Regions from separate parts of the Homo sapiens genome. Here region 2 is linked to region 1. The links are chromatin loops, found by intact Hi-C in ENCODE. Cell type or tissue: sigmoid colon. All regions are shown on one strand. Each heading gives the region's core, and the rest is flanking DNA. Links, peaks and the distances in the headings are about the cores only. Region 1 has its middle 77 kb from the start of LINC01937. Region 2 holds the start of LOC105373963 (a long non-coding RNA gene).

The links. Peaks named below come from ENCODE experiments on the same cell type or tissue, not always from the same donor. Only the 100,000 strongest peaks of a DNase experiment are listed, where the experiment ranks them.
Region 2: it touches region 1 in a loop (2.1-fold over the local background); 4 of 110 quality-filtered maps call a loop at or near these places.

Annotation. Positions count from the first base shown.
Region 1 is chr2:238,638,866-238,647,862 of GRCh38, forward strand. No RefSeq gene overlaps it. Among named protein-coding and RNA genes, the nearest start is that of LINC01937, 77 kb to the right of the region's middle. RefSeq lists an enhancer at 1-206. In sigmoid colon, for the core only: no CTCF peak of the experiment used is centred there; a DNase peak (open chromatin) is centred at 5,891.
Region 2 is chr2:238,710,553-238,719,549 of GRCh38, forward strand. It overlaps LOC105373963 (a long non-coding RNA gene), which reads right to left and starts at 5,382. Exons shown (of 3, transcript XR_001739237.1): 1 at 5,326-5,382; 2 at 1,959-2,212; 3 at 948-1,145. In sigmoid colon, for the core only: no CTCF peak of the experiment used is centred there; a DNase peak (open chromatin) is centred at 3,759.

The DNA of each region.
Region 1 (8,997 bases), core at 919-8,918:
CTGTCTGGCAGGTCCCAGGGAAGGGGCTGGGAGCATCCTCTACGTGTTGCCTTCACTCTGGGTTGGAGCCTATGTATCTGAGAAATGGGATTTGCTGTCAAAAGGCTCCAGGAATGCCCATTGTGAGAGACTGTGGCTGCAGATACCTCACAGCCTGCAGTCAAGTGCTGCCTCTGGGTCCCGGGAGCCTTCAGGCAGAGCAGCGTTTGCCAAGGGTCACGACGGCTGTGTTCCGTGGTGAGTCCATGCACAGATGCAGTGTCGCTGGTGCCGCACAGCAAAGGAAGGCGTTCAACCACTGTGCACCTCAGTCCACTCCTCACCTGAGGCAACTCACGGGTGCTGGTGGTTCCAGAATGGCTATGCGGCGACACTCTGCGGTTGAGGAAGAGGGGTCCAGAGATGAAACAAACTGCATCGCCAGGTGGCTTAAGCAAGAAAAGCCACATTTCTGTCCCCACTGGAAGCACAGCTTTCCCATTCTTTTGAGAAGCTCCGAGCATATTAGCAACAGTTCACAGCTGCCTTCAGATTCCCTGCTTTTCCTTGCCTGAGGCCTCTGGCAAATCTTCCCTTCGAGGCTCACATTTTCTATACTTGATCTCACTCAGAGGTGAATTTTCTTCAATTTTCTGTTTGTCTGAATGAGATGTGCTCAGCTTCGAGGTGCTATTGAGAATAAGAACAAAGCATCTCTTTGTCTTCAGAGCACTTTCCCTGGCAGCTCTGGACAGCTCGGATTCTGAATATTAACTTTTCCCAATGCTTCAGTTGTTATTAAAGTAGAAGTCTTGGTCCATCTCCACCTTGAATCTAATGTTTGTAGAAAGATTCATGTTAGCCCACATGTAGAACTCGATTTATAGGCAAGAGACCTTGAAACTCTTTGAATTCAAATGTTGGAAGCCTTCAATGAAATGGAAGAAAAAAGTGAGGACTTTTTTTTTTCTTTTCTTTTTTTTTAGATGGAGTTTAGCTCTTGTTGCATAGGCTGGAGTGAAATGGCATGACCTCGGCTCACTGCCACCTCTGCCTCCCGGGTTCAAGCGATTTTCCTGCCTCAGCCTCCTGAGTAGCTGGGATTACAGGCGCCCGCCACCACACCTGGCTAATTTTTTGTATTTTTAGTAGAGACGGGGTTTTGGCCCCATGTTGGCCAGGCTGGTCTCGAACTCCTGACCTCAGGTGATCCACCTGCCTCGGCCTTCCAAAGTGTTGGGATTACAGGCGTGAGCTACTGTGCCAGGCCAAAAGTCAGTACATTCTGTTTTTAGGAGAAAGAGGAAAAGCATGAGGAATCAAATTTATCTTGAGGATAATTAAAAGAAAGAAAACTCTGACACATTTAGTCCAATGTCTATAGATATCTCTATAGCTACCTGTTTGGTGCTGTGGGAATGTTTCTTTCCCTAGTCCTCTGGGACCACTCAAGATATGTGATTATAAAATAAATCCCTTCCTTTGCAAATCAAGGCAGACAAGTGAATTAAAATATTTTGAATGAGAAAGTTGGAAAAAAAAGTTTTCTGGGTAGCTCCACTTTTCCAGAAAATTCTATCCATGAACTGCATGTCCCCAGGCACTGTGATTTCTGGCACATTTGTCCATCTGTGGTTGGCTTGCAGCCATGAGCCTAAGGACGTGGAAGAAGATTTTCATTGTCTTCCTGAGAGTCCGGAGTCTCTCTAGTGATGCACGGGATGCTCTTGTCTTCCTTACTGGACTGGTCAACTTTGGTGCTTAGAACTGGATGGGTCTGTCCTTACAGCCCTGCCTGGGATGGGGTGCAGGGGAAGGGCACCACTAACTGTCAGGAGCCTGCCCCTCGGATCACCTTCCAGATGCAGCATCCCGACAAAATGCCACGAAGGTGGTTTTTTCCTAAAAGCCAGGAAGCATAACTTGGTCTTTGTGGTCATCCCGCTTCTGGTAGGTCATGTCGTGCTAAGTACTGAGTAGAAAAGTGGACAGTTTTTTCAACACATATGCCCCTTAAAGAAATTCTCAGCAAACAAGAACACATGGAACATCTTAGAAAATTAATTAATTCACCTCAAATCCTCCTCCTCCGATGCATATGTAATACTGAGCGTCTATTGCTAAAAATCAGACGAATGCACATGTTGTAGATATAAACCAGTAGGAGACAACTTTGGGGAAAATTTTTAAAACAAAACATATTCCGATGTGTTTGAATTATGCATTGTGAAGATATTCAGACTTTCCATGACTGAGGCAGCCATGATTGCTGTTTGTTTTTAAGGGCAACACACGTTTCAAAGATTTTGTTTTGTTCTGTTTGTTTTTCCTACAGAGCTAGGATTTGCAAGACAAATATGGCTTATACTTTAGAGGAATGGGATTCGAAGATGGAGAAATAAAACGCCAAAATCAAAAAAATTTTATGAATGTCATTTCTTTCTGATATCATGATAATTCTCATTACAATAAAAAGAACCTGTGAGATGATTCCATTTCTGGTGAGCGGAAAGTGCCGAGCGACTCTCCTTCTCAAGGAAGGTTGAGGTACAAGGGCAAGCTTTTGTACTTGGATTTAAAAGAGAAGTTCTAGTTTTAAATTCTTGGTCTGCTGTTAACCAGCTGTAAATGTTGGGAAGTCATTTTCTTCATCTGTAAAATGCGTAAAAGGAATATTTGTCTTATAGGATTTTTGCACTTTGAAATCCAACTATGCAACTCATTATTTCTTTCAACTGTGGCCACATTCAGGATCCCATGGTGTACTAAAATCTCTTTGAATCAGAAAGCAAAGAAGAAGGAAGAAACATTGGCGTTTTCCCTGTCTCCAGCATGGCTGTAGGATGCAGAGTGATTGAAAATGGACATTTATTAAGATGATTAATGTGTGCCCTCGGTTCTACGAGATTGTCTGTATAAATTGTCTTTCCCTATTCAGTCTTTGTAATTTGCGCCTTCTCTATTTTTCGGTAGATATTTTTTGCATTTGGGGAGGTTTACTTTTTTTTTTTTTTTTTTTTATAAAGTTTGCCTTTATAGTAAGACTTTCATACAATACCATTTGCATTAGACGAAGGCCTAGTCATGAGAAAATCACATCCGTTAACTGACCAGGGAGCATTTACTCTAATTATTAACTCGGAAAAGAGAAGAGCTCCTAATGGATAAAGAGCACACGGGACAGCTGTGCAGGGAGCAAGTACCGCCTCCAGGGCTAAGGCAGGGCCCTAGGGAAGGAACACACTGAGAAAAAGCTCCCCACCCCATGTACCCCAGGAAAGGATGTGGCGCAGCGCCACTGCATATTCTGCTCCTAGAGACCAAATTGTAAAAATAACCTGCATCAACTTGCATGTAAAAATATACTGGTGGGGCCGGGCGCGGTGGCTCACACCTGTAATCCCAGCACTTTGGGAGGCCGATGTGAGTGGATCACCTGAGGTCAAGAGTTCGAGACCAGCCTGGCCAACATGGCGAAAACCCATCTCTACTAAAAATACAAAATTAGCTGGGCATGGTGGCGGGCGCCTGTAATTCCAGCTACTCTGGAGGTTGAGGCAGGAGAATCGCTTGAGCCTGGGAGGCAGAGGTTGCAGTGAACCGGGATCACGCCATAGCACTTTAGTCTGGGTGACAGACTCAGACACTGTCTCAAAAAAAAAAAAAATACTGGTAGGAGAGAAAAAGAAAATGGTTAGGACGTCTAAATAAAAACACACAGAGGAGCAAAAATATGCAAAGCTACTTGTTTCTGTATTGGTCATGAGGCCGTAGTTGACATATTTGGCTTCCTTTGTCAATGACTTGTTCCGTATTTCCCCAGCTTTAGCTAGAACCTCTGCTCATGCTGTCCTTTGCCTAGCATAGTGACCCTGACATTCATTCATAAAGTGTCTGGATCTTTGATCCTGCGGCCTCTTCTTTGGTTGCTGTAATTTTATATCACCCTTTGCTACAGGGCATGAAAATACTAAGAGGCATCCTGGGGTCCAGACATGGTCCCTCTACTCTCTGAAGAGAGAATTTTTTCACCAAGGTGTGATGGGGCTGCTGCCCCATCGTGGGCATGCAGATGTCATTATGTTAGGAGTTTTCAGGTGAGACCATCCTGTGCAGGGGAGGACTGGACACCAAGGCCTAGATCTGGGTTTAGGAGGAGAAACGGCCACTCTATGAAAGCGCCCATCAGAGCCGCTTGCTCCAAGCCTGCTTTACCAAAGCCCTGCTGCTATTGTTTGGGGCCTCATTTCCACTGCTGCTGCTCCTGGGTCTGTTTCGCTTAGAAGCCTCCCAGATGCACAGCGTCTGGCGAGGTGGTGTCGGGGACCCCTTCTTGTGGGGAGCGCCACCCCACGGAGGGCTGGAGTCAGGAAGTGCTGATGGCCTGTCTTGTTCCAGGTTGCTTTTCAGAATCGGAACTTTCATTCCATGTACAGTTGTAGACACCCGTGGATGCCCGAAACCTCAGATAGTACCAAATCCTACATGTACTGTGCTTTTTCCTATGCATATATACCTACAATAAGCTTCATTTATAAATTAGGTGTGGTAAGGGGTTAACAATAACTAACAATAAAATAGAATAATTATAACAGTTGCCAGCATCATCACTCTGGTGTTTTAGGGCCATTATTAAGTAATATAAGGACCACTTGACAATCTGATCACTGAGACGCCTGTGAAGTGGGGTCTAGAATGTGGATGAGCTGGGTGAAGGGACAATCCCTGTCTGGGGGATGGAGTAGGTGGTGTGAGATTTCATCACACTGCTCAGAATGGCATATCATTGAAAACACATGAACTATCCATCTCTGGCACTTTCCATTTACTATTTTCAGACCTTGGTTTACCGTGGGTAACTGAAACCTCAGAAAGTGAAACTGTGGATGAGGGGGCACTGCTGTAGAAGGCAAGGTAACGCTGGGATTTGGAGGAAACTCTTAGAAGCCAGTGATGATGTGGACTTGCTCATTGATTGATTGATTGATTGATTTTTTGGTAAACTGAAAGCTACGAAGAGCCACAAATGAATGAAGACGACTGAGGCAAACTGAGCCTCTGAGTGCCCCTGGAGGGAGACTCCCTTCTCTGTGGGGTTTGCTCTGAGTGGTTAATAATCCAGGTAGAAAATCCACTGGTAGAGGTAGTGCAGGGTGGGAAGAGACCTGGGAAGGAGGCTTTGGTCCAGGTCCTAGAGCAGGCTCCAGTGTGACTCCAGGAGACTGAGATATCCAGGGGCCATCCCACACTGTGCTTCCTAAAGTCTACTTAGCGGCCCCCTCACTCACTGGATAAGAACAGTGGCTTCCTCCTCACTGAGCTTTCACTGGTGCCTTAGGCTCCACTGTTGGAGATCTAGTTGTTTTAGTCACTCTGTTGTCTCATGCTGGAGAGAAGCGACCTTTCACATGAGAGTTAGTCACTTGTCTATGGTGAGTCAGATGCTATCAGCTGCCCTTGGTGACAGGAGGCTATGGATGGATATTAATGGCTGGGAGGAGGGTCAGGAGGCCACCAGCAAGCTGAAAAGAGTGGCTTGGAGAGGTGACAGTAAGTCCTAGAAGGAGAGATGAGCCTGGGAATGTCCAACTCCATCGGCTGACAGGGCTGACCTGCTCTGCACCTGCCGTGTGAAAGGTACCTGGGTCTGAGTCAGGTCCCGTAGGGCCCAAGCACACTCACATGGACTTCCTGTTACTGGGGCTGCAAAGAGTTGCTACTTCCAACTGGAAGGGGCTCTGACCAAATTCACAGCCCTGGACCAATCTTTCTGTTTGGCTTGTAGCAAACTTGCAAATTCCTGTGAGGGGAAACAAGATTTATTTCTCATTGAAACATTCACAGAAGAATCAGGTTCAAATAATTATTCCCGACTTCACTTCCCTTTTACTCTGCGTTGCTTCACAAAGACGCACACACACGCACACAGAAATGAGTCATATGTTCAGCTTTCTGAAAGTCAAAGAGAATAAACAGATGCCACAGAGGAGATGGAAAACTGGCATTGTTTTAATAAAAACTCTGAAGACAAAGGAAGGAACAGAAACTTAAAGATTTAAAAGAGCAAATCCCAATGGTGGGTGATTCAAACATCTTTCCAATTCCCACTCCCACCCCAGGAAATGCTCCCTAAGCGTGAAGGAGGGAGGTGTCTGCAAGCTTCCTGCTGACATGGCCCGGGACAGGCAGAGTCCAAGAACAAAGGACTGGCTAAGAAAAGCATGGAGATCAAAAATACTTAAAAATATACATGGGTATGAAAAGGGTTAGACAGCTAGAAAACAAAATACAAAATGTCACCTTTGAGTAGTGAAGTTTTGGATGATTTTTATTTTCTTATTTTATATAAAATTTATAACAGGGGTCCCCAATCCCTGGGCCATGGACTGGCACTGGTACCTGTCTGTGGCCTGTTAGGAACCAGGCCTCACCGGGCCTCACGGCAGGAAGTGAGTATTGGGTAAGCGAGCAAAGCTTCATCTGTATTTACAGCTACTTCCCATCACTCACATTCTCACCTGAGCTCTACCTCCTGTCAGATCAGCCGCAGCATTAGCTTCTCGTAGGAGCACAAACCCTACTGTGAACTGCGCATGTGAAGGATCTAGGTGTGTACTCCTTACAAGAATCTAATGCCTGATGACCTGTCACTGTCTCCCATCACTCCCAGATGGGACCATCTAGTTGCAAAAAAAAAAAAAAAAAAAAAAAAAAAGCTCAGGGCTCCCACTGAATCCACATTATGGTGAGTTGTATAATTATTTCATGATATATTACAATGTAATAATAATAGAAAGTGCACAATTAATGTAATGCACCTGAATCATCCTGAAACCATCCCCCTTCCCCGGTCTGTGGAAAAATTGTCTTCCACAAAACCTGTCCCTGGTGCCAAAAAAGGTTGAGGATCGCTGTTTTATAATATACCAGTATTGCTTTGTTCATTAGAAAAATGTACAGATTATTTAATAAACAGCTAGATCACTGGCCTCATTTGACCACACAGCATAAGTAAACAACTTGCCCCAGGTCATCCAGTGCACATACCAGTCAGGCTGGTGCCAATTTTGTGCTTTGTCTGCTGTACTATACACCATAAGTGCCACCACCCTCACCCAAAGATAATGAGCCTTGCCAGCCAGAGGGGAGAAAAATCATTTGAAATGATTTTTACAGTAATTTATTGAGGTGAAATTCACATGAAATAAAACTAACAATTTTTGCCATTCAGTGGCAGGGAGTACAGTCACAAAGCTGCACAGCCACCCCCTCTACCTGGTTCTAAAACATTCCCATTGCTGCACAGCAAAACCCCTTATGCATTAAGCAGTTTTTCCCTATTCCTCAACCCCCACAGACCCTGGCAAACCCCAATCTGCATTCTGATAGGATTTTTCTTTTTAAAGGAAACATTTTAACTTTTATAAAATAATTTTGGAAGTGACTCATACTTTGTTTCAACCTCTGGAGAGGCAAATATTCTGCCATGGTCCAAAAGTGATGGGATTTCTGGGTGACCTTTTCTGGGTACAGTCTCCTTGGTGTTGGTGGGATTTCTGGCTGTTGGAGGCCGGAGCCCTGAGTCCAGAGCCCAGCAGAGGCCTGGTCTGCCAAGCCTTGGCATTCGTCACAAGCACAGGGTGTAGCACTCTCTATTATATTTACTTTTGCAGGAGACCTCTGGATTATTTAGCTCTGCAATGCTCACTGGTGAGTTCAGAACTAACAATTACTCCTAAGACAGTATGCGCATGTCAGACCATGGTTAAAAACGGACAGTGCTGACAATCTTTAGGGTTCTGTCATATCCCCCAGAAGGGCTTCAGTGTGGACCATTTCACTCCAGATAGGCTCCAAGGGGTTTGGAAACACCATCAAGAGGACATCGCATGTGAGGAATTTTTGAACCGACTGAAGGACTTTGAAAGTGAAATTTCCTGACAGGCTTAAACTTCCACATCAAACATTAGCATCTTCAATAATTTCAAACAATGGGACTATAAAGTTTGCAACTGCCTTTGGAAGGAAGAAAGTGAAACGAGCTCATCTTAGCAACTGAGGGAGAGGAGAGCAGGGAGGTGGGAGTGAAAGTGGTGGGTCCAGGAAGAGACAGGTAGAGGGAGGTGGGGCTGGCAGCCCTCATGCCAGGTAGTAAGCCTGACAGCCTCCAGGTCTGGAAGCCTGAAGTATGCAGAGGGTTCCACTACATGCCTGCTACATCCTTAACGGCCTTACACATCTCCACCAGTCAGGTGAGGACCATATTATCTCTGCTTTAGGGATAGACACGAAGACTTGGAAGGGTCTACGCTGCTCTCATAGTTTAGACTACACCCTTGCTTGGATTTCTTGTACATCAGTCCTTCCACAACACCATGATCGACAATTTCAAAATGCTTTCCAAAGCCCAGTTTGAGTACATCGCCTATCTAGTACCCTTCATCCCCATTCTCTCTTTCCCCACTTAGGCCATCACAAGACCACTATCTTGGCAAGAGTAGAGTTGCTACTGAGTACAAAGTGCATATGTTGGACTTTTTATTTCAATGTTCTAAAGGAGAAGAAAAGATGTACCAAAAAGAGAAGAAAAAGCAGGCTCCAAGCTGCTAAACCTTGGCCTGGGGACTTGTGTGTCTAGTATGATCTGTGGGCATGGCCATGGGACTCATGCTTTGCTTGTTAGTTGTCTAAAAGGAGTAGAGCAGAATCATTATAGAAGACTTGGAAAATGCAGAAAGATTATAAAGACTTACGAGGATAACTGTGAATACTTTGGGGAATCTCTTCTGGTCTTGTTTCTGTGAATATAATAATAATGTATATATTTTTACATTTTCTGAAAATGGGAAGTTATATTTTATGTTATGGTATAGGTTATGTTATGCTTAGATTTATATTATGTTTCTTGGTGACTGCCATTTTTACTAAGGGATCTATTCTGAGCATTAATGATGATTTGAAATATTCCCCTAAATCACACTTTAAAAATGATTCTATACAGTTCTATCACCTGAATTT
Region 2 (8,997 bases), core at 271-8,270, 71 kb after region 1:
ATGTTAAGCACATGATGTGGGATGTCTGAACATGCAAGAAGGGGCCAAATCTCTCCTATGGGAGCAGGAAAATCCTTGGGTTGCACTGGAATTTTTAAAAATATTAACTATTGCTCCAGTAATAATAGTCATTCTCTTGGGCCTCCAACTATCTTACTTATAGCACATTTTTATTATAATATAACTTAATCTGCAAAGTTAAATGTATAAAATTAAGCTGACAGTCTCAATTTTTATGTTTATCATCAATGTAACTTTTAAAGGAGATAGAGTTTGCCTATAAGATGCTCCAGTAACTCTTGATAGTGTCACTCTGCACCCTGCCCACCCAAGGGTCACAGGTGACCTCTGCAACAATTCATGCAACAATTGTTAATTGGACACCTATTGTATGTGTGAGCCAATGCTGGGGCCTCTGGAGACTGCAACTCTTAAATAACATGCAGTCCTTACAATCACACTAGACTGAAAGGGTCATGCAGCACTTGGCTGCGCCCACATAGAACAGCATGGAAGGGTGAGTTTAAGGGAGACTTCATACAGGCAACCGCCTCCCGAGCTTCGCCCATGACAGTCTCTACATCACAGAGTTGTTTTGGGAGTCAAATAAGATATTATATGATAATAAACTTACTTCATTGTCTGGTTCATAGAAACCTCTGAGATATCTGTTTGATGTTTTTACTATTATTGGAAATCTTGAACTGTTTTCCTCGGATGATCCAGAAAAGATGCTTGAACTCTTCACATTTTCTTCCTGACTTCACAATATTACATACAAAATTATAAATCTAAGAAGTGCTTTCCTAGAAGAAACTTTGTTAGAAACAGAGCACTGTGGGGGTCTTTGATTTAACACAGGGTTGGGGTGGGTGCTGGGGGGGTGCCTCTGACCAGTGGAGATGGCTCAGAGAGCCAGACGGTGGTGGCCAGGAGTCACTGTGGGAGCCTGTGAAGGTCAGTGTCAGGAGAATATACGAGATCCCAGAGAGAGAGAATCGAGCCTGCCAAACTGCAGGTAGGGCACCTGGAGGAGGACTGTGGCATTGATCAACAGGAGACGCCTGGAGCGAGTCAGAGTCAAGACCACTTGGGCTTCTCCTGGTTCTCCCTGTGGACAGACAGGCTGTCTTCACCAAGATGGGCTGTAACAGAAAGGACAGGTATTGTTTTATTCAGTAAGAATTCCATTTCCAAAATTGATTGGAATTTTATTTTTTCAATGAGAATGAATCCTATGAGTTTATCTGCTCTCCTCATTCTTATCAAAATGACAAAAAAATGTGCAAATGAAAAAAATCTAACAAGGGTGCGTGGTTTTAAGGCCCAGATATTTTTTTTTTAGAAACTTCTGGAAGATATGAAGAATTGTGATCACATGGCAGGACAAGCCAAGCAGTGCCAACCATCCATAGTCTGTTTCAGGTTGGGAGGGAGCTATCTGTGAAGTGGGCAAATCAAAAGACCCAAATGATGGGGCCAGAGAGAAGCTGGCCAGTGCCTCCACCAAAGTGGGGCTGTCATAGCAAACTGGAAGAAGATACACTGGCATCTTAGTCCACTTGTGTTGTTGTAAAGGAATGTCTGAAGCTGGGCAATTTATACAGAAAAGAGGTTTATTTGGCTTCTGGTTCTGCAGGCTGTGCAAGAAGCATGGCGCCGGCACCTGCATCTGGTGATTCAGGCTGATTCTGGGGTTCAGGCTGCTTCCGCTCATGGTGGAAGGTGAAGGGAAGCTGACATGTGCAAAGAGCACATGGTGAGAATGGAAGCAAGGGGTGGGAGTGGTGCCAGGCTCTTCTACAAAATCAGTTCTCATGGAACTAACAGAGCGAGAACTCACTCCTTGCCTCAAGGACTGCACCAAGATGCTCATGAGGGATCCTCACCCATGACCCAACCAGGACGTTCATGAGGGATCCTCACCCATCACCCAAACACCTCCCATTGTACCTCACCTCCAACATTGGCGATGAAATTTCAACACGAGGTTTGAAGGGGACAAATGTCCAAGCTTTATCAGTGGGTTGTTGATATGTTTAGGTGCAATTCAGTAAGTCTTCATCGTGCTGTGCACTGCAGGGAGTGGACAGTCTCCGCGTGGTGCCCATCCCTTCTGACAGTGCAGCTCCTGATCTACTGCAACACCTGGGAGAAGGCGGCTCTTCACCTTTAACTGAAGTGCTTGGAGATCCAGATATGAAAATGAATCCTGTTAAGACATAAGCCTCACTAAGTAAAGGACTGACATCTCTAATCAAATCAAATAAGATGATGTAAAGTCCATGCAGTAGGTTGCTTGCATTGTTAACATAGGGATATTTTTGCTCTTCCTATGAGCATAAAGCAATGATTTCAAATCTTGTTGCTATATGTAAGATGTTTACTCTTTGTTTTAAAGTTAGTTTTTCTCTAAATAGAAAAATAATCCACAATCCTACTAAATTATCAAGAAGCAAATAAAGTACAAAAATGAAAATCCTCTTTGCATCTCAAACATCCCCTCTCCTGCCTGCAGCCACCACTGTTATTAATAACTTGGCGTAAAGAGACTCCTCCCAGAGGTATTCTGTATGTGAATTCATGTATCTGTAAATGGACCTGTATGTGAATGCACACACACAACCACACACCACACACACACGCCACACATACACACACCACACTCACCACACATACACACACAGCACACACACACCACACAACCACACACATACACAGCACACACACACCACACAAACCACACACACCACAAACCACACACACCACACACACACCACACAAATACACACCACATACACAAAAATACACACACCACACACATACCACACACACCACACAGCACACAAATACACACGCAAATACACACACACCACACACAAATACACACTCATACACACCATACACACACAAATACCCATATACACCACACACAAATACACACACGCACATACACACAAATACACATACACCACACACACACAAGTACACATACACTACACCACACACACACCACACGCCACACATACACATACCACACACACAACCACATACACATACACACACACCACACACAAAAATACCACACACACAAATACCACAGACATGCACAAATACACACCACACACACACCACACACACAAAAATACACAAATACGCACACACACCACACACACATACACACGCACCATACACACACAAATACCCACATACACACACACCACACACAAATACACGGACATACACACAAATACACATACACACACCACACACACAAGTACACACACACCACACACAAATACACACACACAAATACACACATACACCACACACACAAATACACGCACACATATACACACATCACACACACATACACACAAATATACACAGACACAAATACACCACACATGCAAATACACACACCCACATATACACACATACACACCACACGCACAGATACACACACACGCAAACACACACACCACACACACACACATACACACATACACACCCCACGTGTAAAGCAAAAACAGAATTTATTCTCTACATATCATCTTTAACTTGCTTTTAAAATTTATTATGGACATCATAAATACCTTCCCATTTCGAGAAGTAGGAGCCAGCCTCTTTCTTCTGAGAGTTATGACTCAGAACCCACTGAGAGTGGAGGAACAGCGAGGCAGCCAGAGGTCGCATTGACCCCTTTCCAGACTGGGGCTGCTGAAGAACGTGCTTTGGGGGCACTGCTCTGAGGCTGTGCAGTTGCTGGAAGACCTGCGCCCCGAAGACCCCGCCCCAGCAGCAGGGGCCTCGATTGCTAAGCTCAGGGTCTGGCCTGGCCATGAGCCAGGAAAAAGATGCATGCTCAGGTCCTGTTCCAAATCTGCCAACTAGAACTCAGGCTTCCTTCTCTGGGATTGAAGAAGGGCAGAGACATGCTGGGACTGTTACCTGAAGCAACCTCTGTCTACACAGAAACTCCAAGGAACGAGAAAGGAAATTCCCCAATGCATAGGATTCCTGAATATGAGCAAAATGTATGTGACCATTCCCTAATGATGGACACTTGGCATTTTTCCAACCCTTTTTTTTTTTCTTGAGACGGAGCCTCACTCTTTTGAGACAGAGTCTTACTCTGTTGCCCAGGCTGGAGTGCAGTGGCACAATCTCCACTCACGGCAACCTTTGCCTTCCAGGTTCAAGCGATTCTCCTGCTTCAGCCTCCCAAGTAGCTGGGACTACAGGCACACGCCACCAGGCTCGACTAATTTTTGTATTTTTAGTAGAGATGGGGTTTCACCATGCTGGCCAGGCTGTTCTTGAACTCCTAACCTCAGGTGATCCATCTGCCTCGGCCTCCCAAAGTGCTGGGATTACAGGCATGAGCCACCATCCCCAGCCTCTTTTCAACCTTTTTTATTGCCACTCATGTTGAAGTTAATATCATTATGCCTACAACTTTATTCACTCATTTATTATTTGTCTATGGTACATTCCTAAATGTGGAACTATTGGATTAGAGTATCTCCACATTTGAAATGCTAATAGGTATTGCCAAGTTAATTTCCAAAATGGTTTTATTGATCTGTAATCCTACAATCCTACGTGATAGAGCACTTGTTTCCTACTCTCTGGTCACCAGTGAATATTACCATTATTTATACATTTTGCTAATGTTATAGGCAAATGTATAGATGTGTATGGTATGTAGACACATACACATACACATATACACACATATGTACATGTATGTATGCATGCACTTATAAAAACAGATGTAAATACAATAGCTGTTCAAATCTGCATTTCTTTAACTAGAAATAAGGTTAGCTTCTTTTCACGTATGTATTGGTCATCTGTCTTTTTCTTTCTTTAATAAAATGCTTATTCATATCCTTTGCCAATGTTTTGAGTTATCTTTTTTCTTTGGATTGTTGCAGCCTTTTGTATAAATCATAGATACCCATTTTTTCTTTCATATATTGTGAATATTTCCATAAAAGCTGTCACTTGTCTTTTAACTTTATTTTAAAAATCTGTTAATTTTTTTTTTTTTTTTGCGTAATCTGTTAAACCTTTCTTTTATACCTTCTGGAGTTAGTGTATTTAGGAATTTTCTCTACCCCATGATTATTAATATATTTCTTTATTTTTTGAGTACCTATATAGAATTCTTTTTTTAATTTGGCTCCTTAAGTAATCTGGAATTTGCCTACCATTATGGCAGAGAATGCAACCTTGTTTTCCTCCAAGGAGTTAGTCATTTAGCCCATCCTCTGCTCACTGATTGGATGGGCTGTCTTGTTTCAAATATCAGGTCCTCACCTCATTCATGCTTGGGTCTGTTCCTCTTCTCAATGTTTCTGACGTGTGCTGTCAACCTAAACAACAGAGAGAGACTCTGTAAGAGAAAATGGTACTGATTTGGGAATAGAGTATTGCAGTGGGGATATGCATGCCACAGTAAGCTGTGTGCATACCCAGGGAGGTAAGGAAGGACAAAGGTTTGTAAAGGAGAAATGGAGAGGATTACAGCATTGTTTTGAGATCATCACTGGCTGCGAAGTCAATAACAAGAATAACAAGTGTGGCACCAGTCTGAGGTTGCACAGGCAGTTGTCTTTTTTCTCACACGGGAAAATCATTATATCATTGTCCACCGCATGGAACTCCCCCAGTTCCTGGCAGCCACCATTCCGCTTCCTGTGTCTAAGAGCTTCGCTACTTGAGGTGCCTCATATGATCAGAATCACGTAGAATATGTCCTGTGGCTGACCGGTTTCCCTTCGCGTAATGTCTTATGTACACCGGGACGGTTCAGTCTTAAAAAGGAAGAGAATCCTGTTATATGTGACAACATGGATGAACATTTTCCTCTTCATTCAAACATTTCACCAGAATAAATGCAGGTGGGGCATTCGATTCATCTTTCCTGGTGCCCTGTGACTCCTTTACGACCTTTACTCAGCTTGGGAAGCCCTTTTCCCAGCATCTCATCTCAGACCATGGATTCCCACCCGACGAGACCCGCTGTGCACCGATGCCCGAATCCTATCCTCCTGGAACTTTATCTTGCTTATTCCATGCGCCTCCAGTCTGTCTTCTCGGCGTCTTCATTTCTTCACTCTGTCTGAGTTCTAGGGGGTTTTCCAAGCTTGTCTGATCGGATGCGTCGTCTAGGTCTCTGTGGTGACGGCGTGGTGAGAGGTGGAGAGGAGGAGGGGCAGGTGAGCAAACAGCACGGAGTTGAGGGTTGGGGGTGGGGTGAGAGGCAGCACCAATGGAGGAGCCCCTGCAAGGGAAGAAATGTGTCCAGGAGAGCAGCGGGGCCGCGGGACCAGGAGAGCTACCCGCCAAGGCCCCGTGATCAAGGAGCAGTGCTTCTTTCGGGAACACAGAGAGAGACTCTGTAAGAGAAAGGTCCTGTTCCTTTCTAAGGTACTGTTCCTTCCACATTTTCTCTAAGGTCCTGTTCCTTTCTAAGGTCCTGTTCCTTTCGCATTTTCTCAGCCCTCTCCCGCCCCTCTTTTGCCTTCCACCCCCTCCCTTCTTCCCCCAGGGGCTCCTTTACCATTTCTTTCACACCACTCCTTGCCCAACACAGCTGGGCCCTGGGTAAGGAGGGATGGGCAGAGCAGGCGTGACTCCGGCTTCCTGGAGGAAGGCCTCAGTGCGGGGAACAGCATTTCAAGCTGTGATTTCAGTGGAGGGTGACAGTGACTGGGGCAGGGACCCTCAGGGATTGGTCAGAGCAGATGTCCTCATCAGCCCCTGGAAGGGGAAGAGGTGGCTCTGGATGGGAAGGACAGACGGGCACGGGGAGGGACGGGAACAGGGTTCACAGCAGGAGAAGCGGCACGGGCCATGGAGCCTCTGGAGCCCGGGAGGATGATGCTTCTTTACAGTTCTGCTGGCAGAGCAGGGCAGGTGGACTCCTGAAGGTCAGGAATATTTTTTTCGAAAGGAGACTCTAAGAACTAATTATTATTATTATTTTTTTTTCTTTTTCTTTTTTTTTTTTTATTATACTCTAAGTTTTAGGGTACATGTGCACATTGTGCAGGTTAGTTACATATGTATACATGTGCCATGCTGGTGCGCTGCACCCACTAATGTGTCATCTAGCATTAGGTATATCTCCCAATGCTATCCCTCCCCCCTCCCCCGACCCCACCACAGTCCCCAGAGTGTGATATTCCCCTTCCTGTGTCCATGTGATCTCATTGTTCAATTCCCACCTATGAGTGAGAATATGCGGTGTTTGGTTTTTTGTTCTTGCGATAGTTTACTGAGAATGATGGTTTCCAATTTCATCCATGTCCCTACAAAGGATATGAACTCATCATTTTTTATGGCTGCATAGTATTCCATGGTGTATATGTGCCACATTTTCTTAATCCAGTCTATCATTGTTGGACATTTGGGTTGGTTCCAAGTCTTTGCTATTGTGAATAGTGCCGCAATAAACATACGTGTGCATGTGTCTTTATAGCAGCATGATTTATACTCATTTGGGTGAACTCCCATTCACAATTGCTTCAAAGAGAATAAAATACCTAGGAATCCAACTTACAAGGGATGTGAAGGACCTCTTCAAGGAGAACTACAAACCACTGCTCAAGGAAATAAAAGAGGAGACAAACAAATGGAAGAACATTCCATGCTCATGGGTAGGAAGAATCAATATCGTGAAAATGGCCATACTGCCCAAGGTAATTTACAGATTGAATGCCATCCCCATCAAGCTACCAATGACTTTCTTCACAGAATTGGAAAAAACTACTTTAAAGTTCATATGGAACCAAAAAAGAGCCCGCATTGCCAAGTCAATCCTAAGCCAAAAGAACAAAGCTGGAGGCATCACACTACCTGACTTCAAACTATACTACAAGGCTACAGTAACCAAAACAGCATGGTACTGGTACCAAAACAGAGATATAGATCAATGGAACAGAACAGAGCCCTCAGAAATAATGCCGCATATCTACAACTATCTGATCTTTGACAAACCTGAGAAAAACAAGCAATGGGGAAAGGATTCCCTATTTAATAAATGGTGCTGGGAAAACTGGCTAGCCATATGTAGAAAGCTGAAACTGGATCCCTTCCTTACACCTTATACAAAAATCAATTCAAGATGGATTAAAGATTTAAACGTTAAACCTAAAACCATAAAAACCCTAGAAGAAAACCTAGGCATTACCATTCAGGACATAGGCGTGGGCAAGGACTTCATGTCCAAAACACCAAAAGCAATGGCAACAAAAGACAAAATTGACAAATGGGATCTAATTAAACTAAAGAGCTTCTGCACAGAACTAATTATTTTTTAAAAATTACTAGATTTCAAGAAAAAATGATTTTTCATGTAAACATATCAGATATGATGATTTTAGAGAAAATTCAGTTAACTTTTAATATTCTTAAACCAGTAAAGGGATTCCAGACCTTGAAATGTTGCATTGCTGCATACGCCAACATCATGTGAAAAATTCATATATCTAAACCCCCAACACAGGCACACAAATACTTTCCCAAGAGCCTCACAGTTTCCAGAAAAGTTGTGAATTCTGAGGCAACATAGTTTTTTTGTTTTTGAGGTAGGGTCTCACTCTGTCACCCAGGCTGGAGTGCAATGACATGGCTCCCTGTAGCCTGGACATCCTAGACTCAAGCGATTCTCCTGCCTCAGCCTCCCAAGTAGCAGGACTACAAGCATGCTCCACCACACCTGGTTAATTTTTACATTTCTTGTAGAGATGGGGTCTCACTACATTACCCAGGCTGATCTCAAACTCCTGGACTCAAGCGATCTTCTTGCCTTGGCCTCCCAAAGTGCTGGGATTACAGGAGTGGGCCATCATGCCTGACCCTAAGGCAATATTCTAATTAACAAATTGGTTTGTACACATTCACACGTTTTGCAGTATGTAGGTTATTGTTTGAAGCTTTGAGAACTCTCCAGTTTCTAGAACTGCTGAAGAATCTAGGCCTCTG